Regions from separate parts of the Mus musculus genome. Here region 2 is linked to region 1. A link is a loop called in an ENCODE intact Hi-C map of the cell type or tissue named here. Cell type or tissue: left cerebral cortex. All regions are shown on one strand. Each heading gives the region's core, and the rest is flanking DNA. Links, peaks and the distances in the headings are about the cores only. Region 1 holds the start of Rgr (retinal G protein coupled receptor). Region 2 overlaps Ghitm (growth hormone inducible transmembrane protein).

Region 1 (5,383 bases), core at 174-5,173:
CTTTAGGCTCAGTGACTTTGGAACCACCAGTGCACTAAATAGTCTTTATGAATGATCATATATCTCCATTGCAGGAGGGGAAACTGAAGCCAAGAGAAAAATTAATGATCCAGAGTAGCACAATAGATGAAGGCAAAGTTAGAGGGTAACCCCCCAAATCTCTAGATTCTCAATAGGTAGTGCTAGTTCATAGAGAGGAAGAACGCTTACTGATTCAGGCCCCAAAGGCAACTTTTCAGGACACGAAAAGATCCTTGTGTGCACATGAGGTATTAGATGCTCAACTAAATCCTGTTTGCTTTATTTAGGGCTTACCAGGCAGTTTGTATTTGTAAATAATTAAACCATTGCTATTTATAGATAAATGTGCCATTTGTAAATAACCATACTATTTGTAAATAATTAAAACAATACATTCAACAACATGTATGAATTAGGTTGTAATATGTAATTGACAGAAGTACCCCAGGATTGGAAATAATGGAGCAGGGACCTAAGGTTAGACAACCTGAATGCAGGGCTTGGTCTCCGAATCCCTCCAGCCCACTGTCTCTTTGGTTGGATCTGAGAAGCCCTTGCATTCCAGATATTGGCTATTTCCTTAGCAATAATCAGACATTGCAATTTAACTTAATTCATTCTGCCTAACCTCTGATCTTGGGATGTGTGTGTGTGTGTGTGTGTGTGTGTGTGTGTGTGTGTGTGTGTATGTAGAGAGAAAGGCTCTGGTCTGCTTGCCCATAAACCCAAAGTGAAGACCCAAGAAAAACCCCACAGCCCATGGAAGGAGAAGGGGAATGAGAAGGGGAAAGGACTGGTACCGGAGGAGGCTGGATACCGCTGCAACAAGGGCATTCAGGCTGATCCCAGTGTCTGCCAGGGCCAGGCTCAGTACCAGCAGGTTGCTGGGAGTCCGCAGATCTGGAGTCTTGCAGAAAGAGAAGATGGTCAGGCCATTGAGGCTGATGCCAGAGAGCGCTGAAAGGAAGGGTGAGGACTGGTATCAAGGCTGGTGAGACCCATGTGGGTGTGAGAAGCAGGGTCTAGGGTTGATGGAGTTCCAGTAACCTTCCAGATTCCACATCAGTGACCTCTCAGCACAGCTTTTCAAATGCTGCTCTGGTGGGGGTGATCCCCAGGTACTAAAACCTGTGATTCTCCCTGCCCACCGCCTACTGACCATCTCACAGGAAAATGCAGAAGACTACACAGTCCAGTGAGGCCCATGCTGTGACAGTCAGTCACTGACAAGTGCTGAACAAGCAGGTATCAGGCACCCCAAAGAGCACTTCGCAGGAATCCTTTCATTCAGTCTTCTCCCCATGGCTCGGAGATGCGAGATAGCATTCTCTAAGTGCAGTTAGGAAGTACCAGAGCTAGGGACAGTCTCCAGTCTTTCAGATTTTAAAATTCCTTCTTCGAGGGCTGCGGGATGTCAGGGATGGCCTCCCGAAAAGAGGATTCAACTTAGAGCCCAGAGTAACCCAGGACACCAGGCAATGTGAAACTGCAGGAGAGAGTCTCAAGCAGAAGAGCTGACCTCAAATTTCAGCTTGGCCACTCCCTTGCTGTTCCTTGAACTTTCTTAACCTTGGCTTCTTGTTTCAGGACTGAAGAGCAAGAGTTAGGCCTGGTGGCCAAGTTACTCAAGAAGCAGAGGCAGGAGGATTACAAGTCTAAAGGAGCCCGCCTCACCCACCTCAATTCTAAAAGGTAAAAAACGACTAAGGATATAACCTAGTGGCAGAGAACTTACCTAGCTTGCACAGGACCCTGGGTTACAGCCTCAGTAACATCTTGCTCTCAGTAGAAAGGGGAGAAATGGTAGAGAGGGAAAGATCTCTCCTTTAAAACTGTGGAGGCCAGTGCATGGAAAAGGGTCCCAGAAAGTGTAGAGATGTAAATTAAAGTTTCACCGCATATGAAAGGGCCAGAAATAAGGGTAAGTTTCAGTGGTTCTCAGGAAATGAGACCCACTCAGAGGTGTCCAGGATCTTCAGGACAGTCCTAGTGGCTGTTACTTCCTCCACATTGTCAGTGCTCCCCAAGTGCAAGAATGTAAAGATTACTCTTCTGGGCCTGGTATGAATGAAGACTGTGCCCCATCAGCCTGGCATCAAGAAGGACCATTTCTGTACTCACTGCACATCTTAGTGAGTCTAGCTTGAGGCAGGTATCTCTTGGGCCCAAGTTGCTGCTGTTGGAGAAGTGCCTTTGGTGATAGGAATAGACCAGGTAGAAGTAGTGGCAGATGTAGGCAGAGGTGGTAGAGGAATAATTAACTTAAATTCCCTGTATGTCTATTTAGACAATGATTTTATACTAAGAATTGTACTTAGCCTCTGCAGCTACCCATTTATAATGACGAGGCTCTTAGGGTCGGAGAGATGAAATTACTTGATCAAGTCTCACAGAGAGCAGATGGCTGAGTTGTCTGTCTCTGGAGTCTTATGAGACCTGGTCTCAGAATATGAGATTCTTAGCAAAATTTCTTGGGATTAGAATAAATTTTTCTCTTGGATTTGGGGATATGAAAACCCTAGACTTGACCAAGTTATCTCCTAAGCAGATAGCTCCTGTCCAAGTCTCTCTCTCTCTCTCTCTCTCTCTCTCTCTCTCTCTCTCTCTCTCTCTCTCTCTGCCTGGCTCTTCTCTCCTGACTCCTATGCAGCAAACTACATCCTACGGGGACTGTCATGAGAAGACCTCCTGGATCCAGACACAGAGGAGAGGCAGCCACGATGATATGATACCCAGTCTTCTGCCCACTCCACAGTTTTGTCCTGGATTGTGGGAACCACTGGGTCTTTGCTTCACCCAAGATCTCACCTTCCATCAGCAGGACTGTTCCTACAGCCAGCACCTCAAGTTCCCCCAAACCAGCAGGCAGGGCCCTGGTTGCTGCCATCCCTGGACTCCCTCTGTCAGCTACACAGCTCTTTTCTGGCTCTCTGAAGCTAGGTCTCTCCTTTTAAATGGTCACTCCCTTGCTGGCATGTGGAGATTATTATGGTAGACTAATAACACCTTTTTTATTTCTTATCCTTCTAAGTCTTCCTCTTGGCTCACATAGAAAGAATCCATTCAGTAGATGGATAGTGCAGCTTTTGTGAAGCTGGAATGAGCTCTGTCTTGTTCATTCCAGCCCACTAGGCAGGATTAAGGTCTTGGATCCAAATGGTGTGTGAGTGAAAGCTGAATTGGGTAAGGGTTGCATAACTAAGGGAGGGAAGTGGAAGAAAGGATTTGAGCTGCAGCTGTCCCCGAGAATTGGATAGCCAGATCCTTGTATGTGCACAGCTGCTGACAAGCTGCCTGTGTGTGTGCATCTCTCTCTCTCTCTCTCTCTCTCTCTCTCTCTCTCTCTCTCTCTCTGTGTGTGTGTGTGTGTGTGTGAGTGTGTGTGTGTGTGTGCGCGTGCATTTGCATGTGTGTGGGTGTGTGTTGTATGTTCATTCACAGGCTCAGAAGTATGTGTAGGCAAGCATTTGGTGGGCAGGGTGAGGTTTGTAAAGTTACGTGCTGTCATAAAGCAAATGTTGACTAGTACCTGACCCTTGACCTCTGGTACTGAGTCTGCCATGACTGGCTGTCTGCTCTGCACTGCTGCCATTGGATGGTTTTCCTGTCAACTGAGTCATTTCTGCTTCATGCCCTTCCCTAGTTAAGTGCTGGTTGAACTCCATCATGGATTTAGGGCTTCACTTCCTGTCTCACAGACAGCCATTGAGCTATGCAATCATAAAATATCTCTCAGGATAAAGAATGGCTTGCATTCTTTTTGAAAGTACCTCATGACCCACTAAGAACTTCGGCTTCTACACACAAGGTCTTGGTACAACTTTTGTACTGGCTCATGCTGAAATTCTCACGAGAAAACAATGAGCCACAGGACAACTAATTTTCAGATGGAGAAACTAAATCCCAGAGGGTTATTAGCAAAGGAACTCATGTCTATTAAAGTAGTAGATATTAGACTGAACTAGTGGATGATCATCAAAAGCCTCCTAAATATAACCCCATGGGTGAGATGCCAGGACATCTCTATTTCCGAGGAGGACATTGGAGAGAAGTTGGTTGCAAATCAGTCCAAGACCATGTAGTGAGTGGTAGGTGGAATTGTAACAATGCCTGTCCTTCTATCATGTAGGCCCTGGCACCTCCCATTGTCCCCCATCTTAGAGTTTACATTGCTGTGAGTATACACCATGACCAAGGCAACTCTTATAAAAGAAAACATTTAATTGGGACTGGTTTACAGGTTCAGACGTTTGGTCCATTATCATCAAGGTAGAAAAAGGATCTCAAAGCCCACTCCCACAGTGACAAGCTTCTTCCAGCAAGTCCATACCTCCTAATAGTGTCCTTCCTGGGCCAAGCATATTCAAACCACCACATTCCACCCCTTGGCTCCCTTAGGCTTGTTCGAACAGATGAGTCTATGGAGGCCATACCTAGCCAAAGCATGATGCAAAATAAATTTAGTCCCCACTTCAAAAGTCTCCATAGTCTATGGCATTCTCAATAATGTTAAAAGTCTAAAGGTCAAAGTCTTTTCTGAGTTTCATTTGATCACTTATCTGTAATCTCCTATAAAGTCAAAATCAAAAAGCAGATCACATACCTCAAATACCGCAGTGTATACACCATCATTCTAAATTGTCATTGTGAGGAAATACTGGAGCAAACAAGGACCCACCCCACCCCACACCCCAAAAAAGAGCTAGGCAAACTCCAAACTCTGCATCTCCATTTCTAATGTCAGAGTGCTCATCAGATCTCCAATTCCATTCATCTTTGTTGACTGTAACAAACTTCTTTTTCCTGGTCTGGTTCCACTCCCTGTTAGCAGCTTTTCTCAGCAGGTATCCCATAGCTCTGGTATCTCTAAAGTCTGAGGTCTTCAATGAAACTTCAGCATTATACAGATTTTTGTTCCAGGGTCTGGGATCCACACATGATCTTCTGAGCTCTTACAAAGGGCTTCAGTCACATCCAGCTCTGCTCTATGTGACACTCCAGGATCTGGTTAACTCTACTCCATTGGTGCTTCTGCTCTTGGTGACCATTCCATGGTACTGGCATCTCTAGCACACTGAGGGTTTTCACTGAAACTTGGCCTCACCAATAACCTCTCATAGGCTCCCTTTATGGTGCCAAGCCTCAACTTCTTTCTATGACCCCTTAAGTACTGTGCCATCAACTGCAAGCTGTATCTTCACCAATAGCCTTTCACAATTCCAAACCTCAGCTGCTCTCCATGACTCCTTCATGACTTCAAAATCAGTACCACCTGCGTGACTCCTGCACATTACCAGGTCCAGCTGCAGCACAAGGTCCAACTTGGTTATCTCTGGAATACAGCTTCTTTGTGTTCTCAGAA
Region 2 (5,383 bases), core at 126-5,125, 79 kb after region 1:
GAGAAACACAGAAGGCAGGTCAGCTACAACAGCATAGTAACTTAGACTTAGATAAGTAAACTTTTTATTATATAGCAACCTTAAATTTCTTGTAAGACAAAGTCTTACCCCAGAAACTCGTAAGACAAAGTCTTACCCTCCGCCTACCCTCTTCCCCCTCTGCAGCCTCAAGAAGAACTGACAAGAAAGAAGAAACACCACATGCTGGGGCTGGACCCTGGCAAGGAAGAATGGCAGATGAAGGTCGAGGTGGCTATCTACTAGCCAAGGATCACCAGCACTCATAAGCAGCTGAGAGACAGAGGACAGATTCTCTCTCAGAGCCTTCAGAGCTCCCCATCCTGCCTAATACTCTAGCCTCAGAAACTGAAGAGAATAAATTCTAAGCCACCTGTCTTATGCTACTGTGTTATGGTGGTACCCTGTGAAACTAATACACACAATACAAAACACCATGGAACACAGTAGTAACAATAAGGATTACTTACGAATTGATGGGATCATACTTTTGAGCTCCATACATGGGTGTTATTTCTGCACGTTTGATTACTTTCTGAGTATCATACAGAAGGAACATGCTGAAAAGAACTAATCCACCATACATTGCCACTGAGTACAGAGTGGCACCAGCCACAGAGGTAGGGGGAAGAAACATAGACCCTGAAACAAGAAAAAAATTACATATATATATATATATACATACACACACACATATATATATTTTATAAAAAGGAATCTCCTGGGCTAGAGAGATGGCTCAGCGGTTAAAAGCACTGACTATTCTTCCAGACGTTCTGAGTTCAATTCCCAGCAACCATATGGTGGCTCACAACAATTTGTAATGGGAGCCGATGTCTTCTTCTGGTGTGCCTGAAGACAGTTACAGTGTGCTATTCTACATAAAATAAATAATCTTAAAAAAAAATTCTCCTACAACTGGATTTATAGTTTCCATTATTTAAGGCTACCTTTGTATTTCTTGACATTTGAGTAGGTACTTATACATTTTATGGGTAGTCATTTCTCCAATGGGTTACTTGTGAACATTAGAGCAATTTCCAAGTCAGCTTGATCATTTCCAAGTAATTTAATAAAAAGAATAGTTAACTATAAGCCAAGATTTTATGATGCATTGAAATAATCAAACCCCAATCAAATCTTTTAAATAGCTTTAAAAACTAAATCTTAATTCTTCAGAGTACCTGAACCCTTTAAGGCATAGCAGCTTACCCAGAGAAGACGCAAAGACAAGACCCAGGCCCACTCCCAGGGGTGCTCCCATGTTCAGAAACTTCTCACTAGGCGCACACATGGCCACAGTAGAGAGGCCTCCCACAATACCAGCGGTGTACCATGCGGCTCTCAGGAGAAGAGGCCCCCCTAAGATCGTCAGAGGAGCCACAACTGCACCCATCACACCTGGGGAGACAACAAAGTCTTATTGAATATCTACTAAATGATCATCAAGGAGAAGATCTCACTGTGAAGGTGATCCTTATGCTAAGCAATGTAAACACAACAAATTTTACATTTAGGTAGTTCTATATTACCATCTAAATTATACAATTAATATATATGACTATACAAACTCTCTACCACATCAATACTGGGTCACAATTCCAACAGTAGCCTGCATTTTTAGTAAGTTTGTAAAAGTTACTAAAGGCCACTATTTTGATCTTAGACCACTACTGGATTTCACAATTATTAAGACAGAACTCACACAAAGCAGACAGCTGAAGGTCAGACCTGCTGCTCAAAGGGAAGAACTGAAAGGGAAGTGTGTGGTGGAACTGAAATGTAGACAGGCAGACACTGAATTTGCCTCACCTAATAAGGAACACAGCTCTTTTCAACCTTTAAGAAGAAAGCTCAGTTGTCAGGATTTACAAAAATCTTCCTTACGGATTACAGGGTAGGCAGGCATAGTGGTACCTGTCTTTAATCACAGCACTAGGAAAGCAGAAGCAGGCGGATCTCTTTGAGTTGGAGGCCAGCCTGTTCTACATAGTGAGCTCCAGGACAGCCAGAGCTACATAGTGAGACCCTGTCTTGAAAAAACAAAACAGCAAAATATTACAGTGGCATATTATTTCCAATTACCAAACATCAACAAAATCTCCCCAACTGGACGATCCTACATTACAAAATTATTTCAACAGAGGAATAATGTAAAGTTGTTCCTTTAGTTTTCATGATGCCAGGAATCAGGCGATAAGTGTGTGCAGCAAGCCTAATAGCACTGAGCTACATACCCTGCACCTGTCTTTTGGGAGAGGGTCCAGTGTTACTAGGCTGTCTTTAATTTCCCTGACTCATCCTTGTAAGTAGCTATAACTAGAGGCCTATACTACCAGACCTGGCTCTTGTTTTAAGTTACTGCTGTAAAAGCATTTGTGCATAGAGTGTATGGAGAAATACATGTAATGCTGTGGAGGTCAGAGGACAGCGCTGTAGGGCTACTTCTCTTCTATCTTTATGTGGGGACCCCACCAGGGGTTGAACACAGGTCGCCAGGCTTGCACAGCAAATGCCTTTATCTGCTGAGCTACCTTGCTGGCATCTCAGCTCTTTTCTTATACATAGTTTATCTCACAGCATAACCTCAGAGCTATCTTCATACCAACCTTCAATACCAATACTTTTAAAGTGAAGGCCTGGCAATAATGTACCAGCAGTGACTGTATGAAATTGTGTTTTCCAAAAATGAGGTTTAGTAAGTCATTTAAAACTGAAGAGCCACTCAAAAAGGCCACTATTTAAAAGTCTGCTGTGTCAAGAGACTAACACAGGAAGGTAGGAAGATGCAGGGCAGTCTGGCATACCTCAAAAACTGAAAAGGAAAATAAGTCAGACAAATAACAGGAAAGTGAATAATATACAAGACAATTTAATAAGAATTTAACAGAACATACCAGAATGCAGCATCCAAGCCAGATGCTTTGGGCCTGGGCTCTGCTCATATGATATTGAGTGTACAAGCATTCCAGCTCCAATCATGGCTGCAAAGGTCGCACCAATTGTCTGGAAGACACACATAAGAGAAACAGATCCTTAAATGAGAGGACCACACATTCAAGTACAGCTAATCACTTTGAAGAATACTAAACTGAATCCCGTGAGTTTATCCAGCACAGTTTGGCTTCTGTTTCTAGATCCTTTCAGCATTGACTACATTAGCAAGAGCGCCCTCTACTGCCACAGACACATCATTTCCAACCTGACAGGAAAATAAAACAGCTGGGTTTTATGGAAGACAAAAACCAAAACAAACTGATGCTGAAAAACATAAAGGATTCTACCTCACTGTTTTCTAATGGAGAAACAATGACTAAAAACTGCTTCCCACACCGTTTGTTCATAGAAATTCCTAGTTGTATATCTCAATTGTATATTTTTCTTTCAAGATCCTAGTATTTTGCTTTTTATCTTTCTACATTCTACATTAGTGATACTGAATGGGTAGGATTAGAAAAATACTCCCAAACCTCACACTTCCTTAACTGTATCCACTGTGCTTCTAAGAAGTCACTGTGGGGCTAGAGAGATGGCTCAGTGCTTAAGAGTACTGAGAGAGTACTGAGAGAGTACGTCAGCCAGGAGGGCTCAGTGCCAGGTGGGAACTGAGAGATGTAGGGAGAACCTGGTGGTCTGGTCTATTTTGATATGTTAAATAGACACCTCAGCCATTTGTTCCAGGTTTGAGACCTAACATCTTGAAGTGCCATTAGGATGGGACAGATCTGTCACTATTGCGCAAAGAGCCTACCCGAAAAGCTCCTGCAATAAGTCATTCGGTCAGGTAGAAAGGAAGGGTATGAATGTGTCTCTGCGCATTTATGATATGTATATACAGTAATGGCTTGCATGTGGAGGTGAGAGCACAGCTTTATGAAAACTGGTTCTCTTCTTCCTGTTGTGGATTCTGAGATGAACACAAGACCTCAGGTTTGCATTTGGAGCTCAGTTAGAAATTTATCTGCTGACCTATCTCACTGCTCTGCCAGGATGTTTTTTGTTTGTTGGTTTGATTTATTTTTCTTTTGTTTGTTTTATGTTTATTTAGTTGGTTGGTTTTTGAGAACAAGGTCTTCTATCAACCCTCACTGTCAAAGAACTCAGTTTGTAGCAAGGCTGGCAGTAGTTTTCTTGAGTCAAGTTCCTGGATATCCTAGAACATAGTATGTAGATCACAAAGACCTTGAATTTAGAGATCCATCTGCCTTTGTCTTCCAACTCCTAGAATTAAAAGTGTGCCCCACAACGAATTCTCTTTTAAAAAAATATTATTTATTTATTTTTATTTATATGAGTACACTATAGCTGTCTTGAGACACATACCAGTAGAGTGTTTAGGATCTCATTACTAATGGTTGTGAGCCACCATGTGGTTGCTGGGAATAGAACTCAGGACCTTCAGAAGAGCAGTCAGTGCTCTTACCTCCTGAGCTATCTCCCCAGCACCCCATGATTCTTGTCTTAAGAGTTCAAGGCACAGGAAATATGATTCCAAACTCATAGTTCTGGGTTCCCAACTACAGGAAACAAGTGTTTGATTTCCATCTCGTGCCTTGCTCACAATCACTGCAGCACACATTAGACTGACTGTTCTGATCAGTCATTTTGACGCGCAGAGGCATGGCACAGCTGGTGCACCTGCTTATGAGTCTCTCTCTCACATTCGTTCTTAACACTCAACAGAACCACATTTTCCCCAGCCACCCCACTCTCTACAAGTGCTCTCTGTTTATGTACTTTGCCTCAGCTTGGAAATGAAAGATACCCTTTCTAACCACAACCTCTCACCCTTTAGACCTCACAAGCCTTGGCATTTCCCTCAAATGGACTATAAAGCACTTTTCCCATTCGGTCTGCCTAGCTCTTCTCCTTTGCTCAGCTGCTTGGTCAGCCTGGACTGACTCTGTCCTCTTTTGCAATCAAACATGTTAGCCAGCACCAACCCTGAAGAACCAAGTCTCCTCCACAGAACTGCCCTGATGCTCCAAGGCAGTTTTTCAAGCTGACTTTCTACTTCATTTTCAAATGTCTATTTCTTACTGCACATACTACACAGTGCACTCTGGATCTCCACCAGAGCAGCACAACCCGCATCTGAAATCATACAATGCTAGTTAGTGGTAAAGAGCTGGCCTAGAATGCTCACAGTCAGTCATCTATTGGATGGAACACAGGGCCCCCAATGGAGAAGCTAGAGAAAGCACCCAAGGAGCTGAAGGGGTCTGCAATCCTATAGGTGGAACAACAATATGAACTAGCCAGTACCCCCAGAGCTCGTGTCTCTAGCTGCATATGTAGCAGAAGATGGCCTAGTCGGCTATCCTTGGAAAGAGAGGCCCATTGGTCTTGCAAACTTTATATGCCT

Evidence for each region. A loop is a pair of places that touch in the nucleus more often than their neighbours do. Peaks named below come from ENCODE experiments on the same cell type or tissue, not always from the same donor. Only the 100,000 strongest peaks of a DNase experiment are listed, where the experiment ranks them.
Region 2: it touches region 1 in a loop (2.7-fold over the local background); 4 of 42 quality-filtered maps call a loop at or near these places.

What each region holds. Positions count from the first base shown.
Region 1 is chr14:37,046,020-37,051,402 of GRCm38, forward strand. Rgr (retinal G protein coupled receptor) reads right to left here and starts at 2,995. Exons shown (of 7, transcript NM_021340.4): 1 at 2,830-2,995; 2 at 822-978. The coding sequence starts at 2,908. It also overlaps a transcript of Lrit1 not described here. In left cerebral cortex, for the core only: no CTCF peak of the experiment used is centred there; a DNase peak (open chromatin) is centred at 3,173.
Region 2 is chr14:37,124,672-37,130,054 of GRCm38, forward strand. Ghitm (growth hormone inducible transmembrane protein) reads right to left here. Exons shown (of 9, transcript NM_078478.5): 6 at 2,916-3,024; 7 at 1,231-1,419; 8 at 489-660. Among named protein-coding and RNA genes, the nearest start is that of Ghitm, 8.0 kb to the right of the region's middle. In left cerebral cortex, for the core only: a CTCF peak has its summit at 3,195 (motif pointing left); a DNase peak (open chromatin) is centred at 3,177.